2 separate regions of the Mus musculus genome follow, and region 2 is linked to region 1. Evidence: chromatin loops called from intact Hi-C (ENCODE). Cell type or tissue: left cerebral cortex. All regions are shown on one strand.

Region 1 (5,000 bases):
TATTGTCAAAGATCCCCCGCTCTCAGTGTGGTGCCAAGGAATTAGTAAAGATTCCCTCCCAACAAAGATTCCTTTTAGAAATGCCAGTGAATGGGTGGGGGCGCGGACTCAGTTGGTAGAGACTGCTTAGCATGCTTGAAGCCCTGGTTTGAGTCTGCCAGTATTATATGGACAGGGTGTGGTGGCGAATGCTGGAAATCTCAGCACTTGGGAAGTAGAGGGATGGCATTCAGGAGGTCAAGGTCATTCTTGGCTATATCATAAGATGCTTGAGACCTAGTCTCAAATAAAAGAACACACACACACACACACACACACACACACACACACACACACACCCTACATGCACACACACATGCACATACCCTCGAATCCCACCTCAGCAGAACTGTAGGAGAAAGACTCTACATGACTTGAGGTCACTCAGGGTGTGGTAATTTGCAAACTGGGTAGATCTGGAATGTTCTCTAATGGCCTACGTGTTGAAAGCATGTTTTCCAGGCTATGGTCCTACTTGGGGGTGATGGTGGTGGTGGCGGCACCTACAGTACCTTTCCTCTGTACAAGTTGGTTCATCTCAAAATAGCTCAATATCACAAAACTAACTAATAAACAATGAATCCTAGCATCACTTTCTAGGAGATTCTATTGTGTAGATGGGAAAGTGGGTGTTGAGGACTAGAACAGAATGCACCCAAGGAAAGAGCCGGGAGGGGGCAGAGCTAAGGTCACATCCAATCTGTCCACCCATGAAGTCAACCAACCAACTTTCCCACACTGACTCTAAGGGGCAAGCCTGTGCTACCATCACCCTGAGGCTGGCCCTTAAAAGACTTAACAAGAAATCTAAGTACATCAGTGGGGGATTGCAAAGACTCAAATATAAACTCACAGGAGTCTAGTCCAGGGCTAGGGCCCAGCTTGTTCCTGGAGTAATATACCTGCTTAGGCAAGCATCAACACAGGCTTGGGAATTCTATTCCAGAACTAAGCAGAACACTGGCACTGTTGTTCAACTATTGTCATATACCCAAGTGGGTGATGAAGGAGGAACTGTTGCTTGGATACCAATCTTCAGTTTGTGTGTGTGAGAGCATGTATGGTGTCCAGAGGTCAATGTTGGGTGTTTTCAAAAGGTGTGTGTGTGTGTGTGTGTGTGTGTGTGTATGTGTGTGTGTCTGTGTGTGTGTGTGTGTGTGTGTGTGTGTGTGTATGTGTGTGTCTAAATGTTTGTATGTTTACCACATGAGGCCAGAAGGTGTTAGACCCCTTAGAATTTGCACTCGGGTTACAAGAACATAACAAACTTAATCTTTGGGGCCCTTTTAGTTTTGCTTTTGTTTGTTTGTTTGCCTTACATGAGTCCTGGGGGATTGACCTCAGGTCCTAATGCTTGCATGGAAAGCACTTTACTGACTGAGCCAGCTCTCCAGCCTGCCATCTTTGGCTAGCCTTTATATTTTATTGAGTTCCTACTTTGTGCTGGGAACCCAAAGAATTTTTTAGGGAACAAAAACTGCCTCGGTGATCCTGAGATTTTATTGGGCAGGGAAGAGCCAATTCCACCCAGCTGTGATTGACAGAGGGGGCAGGCTAGCTTTCTAAGCTTGGAAACCTTTTCCAACGTCCCTGGGGCCAGTGGGTATGCCAGCAGCTGAGGAGGAAACACTGTGTGCTATAAAGGAGCTTGGTGACATTAACAAACAGGTAGCAAACAGGTGGCATTCGTTGTTCATGCAAGTATTTGACAAATATTTACTGAGTGTAATCTATGTTTCAAAACAGCCAACAGGCAATACAGTTAATGTGAGCAAGAAATGGCAAAGGCTTTGCTATGAATGCTACTTGGAAGGCCCAAGAAAGCCTAATGGCACATGAGTTGAGATAGAGGGTTGAGTAGCGCCTCCATGTGGAGAAAGGTTGGAATACTTTCCTCCGTGCTTCCCAGAGCGCATCTTATTAATATAAGCTGAGTCTCTGACCTGCCCATCTTCTGTGAGATGAGCTAAGTCTGTCAAATCCCAACAAGTGAGGTTTAATTATGGCCACTCTCTTTTCCTTACACTTCTGGGGCGGTTTGACACCCAGGCAATTAACTCTGCCTGCTTCTCTCAGGGCTACCCCCACCTCTGAGCAAGGCAAGCAGCACTTCTCAGCCCCTGGGAAGGTCCCTGGGTCCCCTCTAAATGGCTTTCAGTTCACATTTCCCAGCCCATCATGCATTCTGAAGGTGCTTCTCATACCTGATAGGAAATTCACAGTGTATCAGAAATGACAGATAGGGCTCTCAAACAGCCAAGGGAAATACAAACAGAGAGATCTGATTCCCAGACTCCAGGACCGACAACTCAGGGGCAGGGGTAGAAACGGGGAGGGGGGAGCGATGTTTCTGAGGAATTAACCAGAAAATTAGTTCTCAGGGCATGGGGGGATGAGAGGGGCGGGAGATGATGGTGTTATCTGACATTCTTACACCATACATTTTTATTATGACTTTTAAGTTTCTTTATTTTGTATTTCTCTCTGTGTCTCTCTGTGGTGTGTGTGTGTGTGTGTGTGTGTGTGTGTGTGTGTGTGTGTGTGTGTGTTTGAATATGTCATCCATGTGTGGGTACCCAAGGAGGTTAGGAGAGGGCATTGGATCTCCCAGACCGGGAGTTACAAGCGGTTGTGAGTTGCCTTACATGAGGGTTGGGAACTGAATACAGGTCCATTCAGAAGAGCAGCCAAGGCTCGGATCTGCTGAGCCATCTCTTGAGACCCCACCCTCTCATATTCCATCCTAGAAATCCAGTGACATCGACACTGTGCCCACTCCTCTGGATTTCATACTCTCAGGCCTATAATATTGTGGATGAATACAGTCAAAGACGTCCTGGTGGGTCAGAGAGAATTTATGACTGCGTAATTATAGAATTAAAAAGAATAATTTCCTCCTCAATATGAAATATTTCTCCATTAAAACAGCACATTAGAGTGTAGAAAGGTTATGGGATATCTTTTGAGTCTAAAAAGGGAAAAGAATCCTGACTTCTGAGCCTGGGGATTTCTACACTATGTTAAGTTAAGTAAGAGAGATACAAAATACAAAATGAAAATCCCAGAGGAGTCCACTGTATAGGAGGGACCCAGAGCCACGGAGTTCACTGAGATGATGAGCCAGGTGGTGGCTGCTGAGGGCGCTGGGGTGTGTGTGTGGGGTTGGCTGCTGGAGGTATGGGGGCAGGAGAGGGGTGACTGCTGGAGGCATGGTGGTGGTGGTGGCTGCTGGTGGTGCCAGGGGTGAGGAAGGGAGACTTTCAGTTTGAGAAGATGGAAAAGATGACAATGGTGACAACTCCTTGGAGGAATCCCAGCTGTGAACCAAGACAGGACACCCCGCTGTGGGGTTTAAACTTCCTTTTGCTTTTCAATATTGTTTAGGTTTATTTATTTAACCCATAAGCATGTTTTGCTTGCAAGTTTGTGTATATCCATATATGCCTGGTGCCTCTGGAAGCCAGAAGAGGCTTTTGATCTCCTGGGGCTGGAGTTACCCATGGTTGTGAGTACTCGTAACCACTGAGCCACTTCTCTGGGCTCTTTAACTTATTTCACTATGACACAGGTTGACACATTTTCACTATGTAACACAGGTTGGCTTCAAACCAGCAATCCTCCAGTTTCTCCATCCCAAGCGTTGGAATTAAAGGCATGTGCCATATTATTCGCAGTCGTGAATTTTGTTGTGTGTATGTTCTCATAGTTTGAACAAATATAACAATATCAAATGCTACCTTTGAGCTGTACTGGAATAACAGGATTGGGGGCTGGAGGGACTTAGTGGGGAGTGGGTCACTTAAGGACTTCTGACACTCAAGTGCCGTTCTTGTGACCTTGGGTCACCCAAGCTACCCAAGCCAGAGGTCTTAGCTATTGACTCAGAAACAAGGTTAATACACCCACCATAAGACATGCACATACATGTCTGAGGCGGCTTTATTCAGACAGGCTCCCAGCTGGAACCAGTCCACGTGCCCATCAACCTCAGAAAGGAATAAACAAACTGGGGTCAATCCGTATGGTTTGAGAGTCTTTGGCTACACAAAAATGAGCGCACATCTGAAGCACAGCCACTTGGCTGGGGCTCAGGATAGTTCTGCAGAGCCAAAGTAGCCTGGAAGGGAGGCACAGACATTGTAGGACCCATGTGCGTGACGTTCCCAATGAGGCAAATGAAACCCAAAGATAAACTATAAAACAGTGATTCTCTTAGAGGGGTGGGGTGGGGTGGCCAGGGAGGAAAACATGGAATTTTCAAGGATGATGGATATACCTGATGTGTTGATAAGGATGATAAAGATACCATTCCAGCGGCTGGGAATGTGGCTTGGTGGTTAGAAACAACTGGCTGCGCTTTCAGAGGACCCATGTTTGCTTCTCTGGCCTTTTTAAAATGTGGGTTCTGGAGATCAACTGTAGCCCCCACAATTATGTGGCCAGCTCTGACTGAGTTGTTCCTTTTTCTTCTTGGTCTTTTGAGATTAGGGTTTCTCACGGCCAAAAGCTGGCCTTGTAACTGGTTATGTAGCCTAGGCTGGCTCCAAACTCATAGTTTTCCTGAGATTGTAGGGGTGTGCTACTGTGCCTGGCTACAAATTATCTACTCATTGGTAACTGACTTCTGATCTTTTGGCATCACTACACCTGAATAAATTTAATATCTGAATATGAGCAGGGGAGTGGCTAGTATGCACCAACTCTGTAAAACATGGAGTCTGTGAAATAACTGCATCTATCTCCCAGTGGTGACCACAATTCATCCAGTCTATCACTATACATTTGGGGTCACTTGGTGACATAGCTTAAAAAGGCAAGGCCAGCCGGGCGTGATGGCACACGCCTTTAATCTCAGCACTTGGGAGGCAGAGGCAGGCGGATTTCTGAGTTTGAGGCCAGCCTGGTCTACAGAGTGAGTTTCAGGACAGCCAGGGTTACACAGAGAAACCCTGTCTCAAAAA
Region 2 (5,000 bases), 55 kb after region 1:
GTGTGGTATGAGAATATGTGTATGTGCTGTGAGTGTCTGTGTGTGTGCTGTGAGGTATATGTGTGTGTGTGAGTATGTTTGTGTGTGTGCATGCATGTAGATGGAGTCCAGAGGTCCACGTTAGGTGTCTTCCTCAATTGCTCTCCCCTCCACCTTACTCGTTTTGTTTGTTGTTGAGACAGGGTCTCTCACTGATTCAAAGCTCATTGATTCCGCTAGGCTTGTGGTCCAGCATCCCCAGGGAGCCTCCTGTCTCCACTTCATGCAGTGCCGAGTCTCAGGTGTTGGCGACTACGCCTACTTTTCTGCATGGTTTGTAGGTTCTTATGCCTACACAGCAAGCACTTTACTGACTGAGTCTTCTTCACAAGGTGCTTTAAAGGATGAATGGAGACTTACAGATAAAGGGCTCAGAACAGGGCTTCCACTGTGATATAGCAGCACTCAGTTAAAAAGAACCCACCATTAACCAACGAGTCTCAGGATGTTTCATGTAACAAGTAGATCAATCCCACACATCTGCAGATCAATACTGTCTGTCCATCTGTCCATATATTCATTCACCCATCCACCTAAGCCATCCGTCTACCCACCCATCTAGCCATTTGCCTGTCAATCCATTAATCTATCCTTCTACCTATCCATCCACCCATCCATCCATCCATCCATCCATCCATCCATCCATCCATTCCATCCATCCATCCATCCATAACCTGCTTGTCCATCTATCTTCTTACTCATCATCCTTCCATCCACCCACCCATTCACTCAACATATATTTACTGAGCTCTTCTATGTGTCAGGCAGAGTTCTAGGAAGCAGGAGGAAACAGACAAGACGGCTGTCCATCCTAGACTCAGTCAATCTAAGATGACCCTCACCTGAGGTCACATCTGGGGATAATTTTGACCAAAGAGACATGTGGCAACATTTTTGGTTATCACAGCTGGAGTGTGGAGAGGATAGAGCTAACCCTACAATGCACAGAAAGGCTCAGTGACAAGGCGTTGTCATGACCAGATGACAGCTCTGTGGATGTGGACCCCGGGGCAATGGTCTATGAGAAGTTGATTGGTCCAGTGCTGAGCATGTTTGGGGGCTATGGGAAATTTCTGAGGCTATAAAGGGAGAGGCAGGGGGAAAGGAAATTCTGGTTGGAGGGAGAGTAAGAGTACCCCACATTCCAGATTTGCTTAGAACATTCCTTCCCAAGATACAGAAAGCACACACGGTCTAAGGACTCAGAAGCCCCAAATCCAAGTCCCTAAGCTTTCTCTCCATTGCTGATCCTGGAGATGTTAAGCTCACAAGCAGCTTCTCTTCCTCAGGGAGAGGCCCCAGCCTTAGGTAGCACCAGCTGAGAGCTCCAGGGTCTCTCAATGGAGCCAGGCTAAGGATGCTTCCTGCTAAGGTGGCATCTAGGGAGGACACACAGGCCTGAATAGCAAGAGGGCCTGTTGGCTTGATGCTGGCCTGGTTTGTGGTAGCAGACTGACCTAGGCACCCAAGTGTTGTCTGACTGAGGGCAGAGACACTGGAGCCAGATCTTGGCCCTGTAACGACTGTATGTTCTTTGGCAAGTACCATGCCATCTCTATGCCTCCGTTTTCCCTGTATGTGAAATGGATACTATCGAGGCACCTGTTTTTTAGGTCACTACAAGGACCTGTGGTGGCCATAAGATTCATTAACACATAGTACCTGATATTGTCACCATCTTGGTCATTATCATGTCACTACAGACAAGGGTCTTTACCTCTTTGAGACATGGTCTCCTTTACTCAAAACTAGGTGTATATGCTGCCCCCATGCTGGGCCTGGGATTCATGTAGTATACATGCTATTACTATTTCCTTCAAACTGTGGCAAAGGCATTGAGCTGAGTTCTCATGCGCAACCACAGTAAAATATTCAAGAAGGAGAGAGCACATACTTTAAGGAGGTCCTGGAACACCGAGGAGCTTTGTCACATACCTCAGAGGTGTGCTCAGAAAGCCACAATGACATGTCAGAAGGTGAATGGAACATCTGAGCCCTGGGCTGACTTCCTTCCAGAGGCCACATGGCTCATAACAAACGACTCATGTGCTTCGAACATTTGGTACAGCTGAGGCAATATTGAGAGAGGAAGGCCTTGTCCTCTCTTCATGGGTCCCTAAGCTTGTGGTGAGATAGAAGGGGACAGGGACTAGAGAGTGAGTGGAAAATCCCCTTGGCAACTAATCTCTGTCCTCCAGCCTGACAGTATGGTCTAGAAGCCTGTTACAAACTCCAGGGTGAAGGTCCTCATTGATCAGAGGGATAAGGGGTCAAGGGCTTTTCAGGAGCCCGACCCAGTGGTCTAGCACCACCTCAACAAAGCCACCAGAATAAATTTAGAACCAATGATTTCCTTTTACACAGAAGCCACCTGCTTGAACAGTTGCTGTTGCCAAACTCAACTCAGACTCCATCCAGCTTCTTTCATGTCTGCGGGGGCTGAGGATTCTGAGGGGGAAGCAGGAAGACCTGCAGAGCACAGCCTGCATGCCACCGCTCAGAGCTGAGGTTCATCAAATGAGCAAGATCATTTAGGTCTCGTGCAGCCTCACAGGGTAGAAGCAGCATTCTGAGTCCGGGTCTTCCGGCAGCTTCTGTGTTAGAGAGGTGGTCCCAGCTAGGGAGTACAGGGATGATAGTTTGGATCTGTGGGGATGTACTCTGCCGCTGCGGATGGCCACCCTGTAGCTTTAGGGATGCTGTCTCTTCTTAGGGGATTCTACCTGAACCTGCTAACCTGCACTATGGGGCATCAACATGCTGAGATGTATTGGTGGCACCTGTGTCATATCCCAGATGTCAGCTGCCCTGATATCCAACCCAAACAATATGGGCTAATTCGTATTTGAAAGATCACTTAACACCCGGCTCCCTGGACCTACCAGACAGAATGAGTTCCCGGCTTGTCTGATCTATGTGGAGTGTGCATGTACATGCAAGCATGGGTGTGCATGTGGAGCCAAGGACCATAGTTCAAGTAGACCAGTGTGGAGCACACAAGGCTTGCCATGAGACTAGGCTCTTGCAACCACAAGAATGGAAAGAGGTGATGGATTTGGGCCCTTTGAACTCTGACCACAGCCAATGTATGTGTCCTTCTAATCCACGTGGGTTGTTAGAACTTCCCAACAAGTATAATTCATTGCTGAAATCATACTAGGCATAGCTTAATTCTGAGTCTTTTATGATTAGAGAGCTTTAAAGTTGAAAATACGGTGGTACATACATATGCATATGCATGCAATATGCATTCACAGGCACACACACATACACACACAGAGTTGGGGGAGAATCTACTGCTAGGAACCTTTCAATGGTTTGGTCTTAAAGATATGGAATTCAAGTAAATGCCCTTGCTCTCTTCTCTGTTGCTCTGATAAAACACTGACCAAAAGCAACTGAGAGAGGGAAGAGTTTGTTTGGCTTATGGATTACAGTTTATAGCAAGGGAAGCCAGGGCAGAAGAACAAGGCAGGGACCTAGAGGCAGGAACTGATGCAGAGATCAGGGAGTAACGCTGCTAACTGGTTTGCTTCTGGGCTCATGCTCAACTATCTTTATTATGTAGCATAGGGTTGGTACCGCCCATGGTAGGCTGGCCTCCCCTAGGTCAATTCTCAATTAAGCAAATGCCCCGCCCCCCAGACATGCCCACAGACCAATTCCATGGAGGAAATTCCCCAAATGAGGCTCCTTCTCCCCAGATAAAGCAAATTGACAATCAAAATTAGCCACACAATAAGTAAGTCCCCTGACATGGGCTGCTAACCAGACTTAGCATAAGAAGTCATCTCTTAAGGTCAGCCATACGATGGGGATGAAAAGGACAAAGGACAGGGACATCCCTATCATCCTGTATTACACGGGAGTGACTACCAGACGAATACATAAAATACCCAGTGAATGTTTCCAAGGCCCTGAGTTTGACCTTCTGTGCTCCATGTGGCTTACAGGGTGGGCAGGCAGACTTCCAGTGAGCAATTCCCACCTGCCAAGCCCATGTGCTACATACTCCCTGGCAGCCAGGAAGTCACAAATTAGGGCCTATAAGATCTCTAAAAGGTGCCATTGGGATTGAGGAGTTAGGGGAAGAGTGTGGAGATGCAGGTCCACCTCACACCAAGATGATATGCAGTTAGTCCTCATGGTGTGAAAACCAGGCCAACTAGGACTTCTGGCTGACATCAAACTAGTTCTGGAAAGCCACAAACATTCAGGAAACAAACACAGTATTATGAAATGAATCAGAATCTCAACTCCAGGGACCCTCCCGAGGCATCTTTAAAGACAGTGGAAAGATAGTAAATGATAGCCAATCAATAACTAATTTCTACCACCCCATCCTCATGTGTAACTAATCTCTTGGTGATTCCACACAGTAATTTTTAGGAGGAGCCGTAAAGCCCCGCCTTTTGGGTTAGACAAAGGCATGGTCCTTCATCCCACTGCGGAGGTAGAGTGAGGGGCCTTGGAGATGTCGACACACGCCTGGGTTCCACCCTCTCTGCCATTTGGAAATCCCCTCTTTCAAAGCAAATAAGATAGGAGCAGAGCGAACGGGAAAGCCAGTGTCAAAAGACAAAAGTTATTTTGCAGAGCAACAGTGTCTAGCATCTCCTTGGAGTCCCTGTACACACCACTCCTAAGGTAATGCAAACTTTTCCAAAGAGTTTTCAGTGTTTTGTAAAGAGGAGATGCCAGGACCCGGGCAGCTATCTATTGTAGTGATCAGAGAAGGAAATACAATCTGTGTGTAGCTATGAAGATTTATAAACATGGAGTCTGATCCTTCCCATCTCCCCCTTTTAATAACTGCAGCAGACAAGGACTGCTTCTCCATCTCTGGCACCAAAGGAAGACACTTTCTGTACCTTGCCAGTGGGGGGCAGGGGAGAGGGTCCAGTTAATCAAACGTACTCCCTATAAAAGCACGAGCATCGGAGTTCAGAGCCCCACCATCC

What was found. Hi-C counts contacts between places; a loop is a spot of excess contacts. Peaks named below come from ENCODE experiments on the same cell type or tissue, not always from the same donor. Only the 100,000 strongest peaks of a DNase experiment are listed, where the experiment ranks them.
Region 2: it touches region 1 in a loop (2.2-fold over the local background); 2 of 42 quality-filtered maps call a loop at or near these places.

Annotation. Positions count from the first base shown.
Region 1 is chr4:142,413,158-142,418,157 of GRCm38, forward strand. Gm42339 (a long non-coding RNA gene) reads right to left here. Exons shown (of 2, transcript XR_003955298.1): 1 at 893-5,000. Among named protein-coding and RNA genes, the nearest start is that of Gm42339, 38 kb to the right of the region's middle. In left cerebral cortex, a CTCF peak has its summit at 1,915; no DNase peak of the experiment used is centred here.
Region 2 is chr4:142,468,507-142,473,506 of GRCm38, forward strand. No RefSeq gene overlaps it. Among named protein-coding and RNA genes, the nearest start is that of Gm42339, 17 kb to the left of the region's middle. In left cerebral cortex, no CTCF peak of the experiment used is centred here; DNase peaks (open chromatin) are centred at 2,476 and 2,909.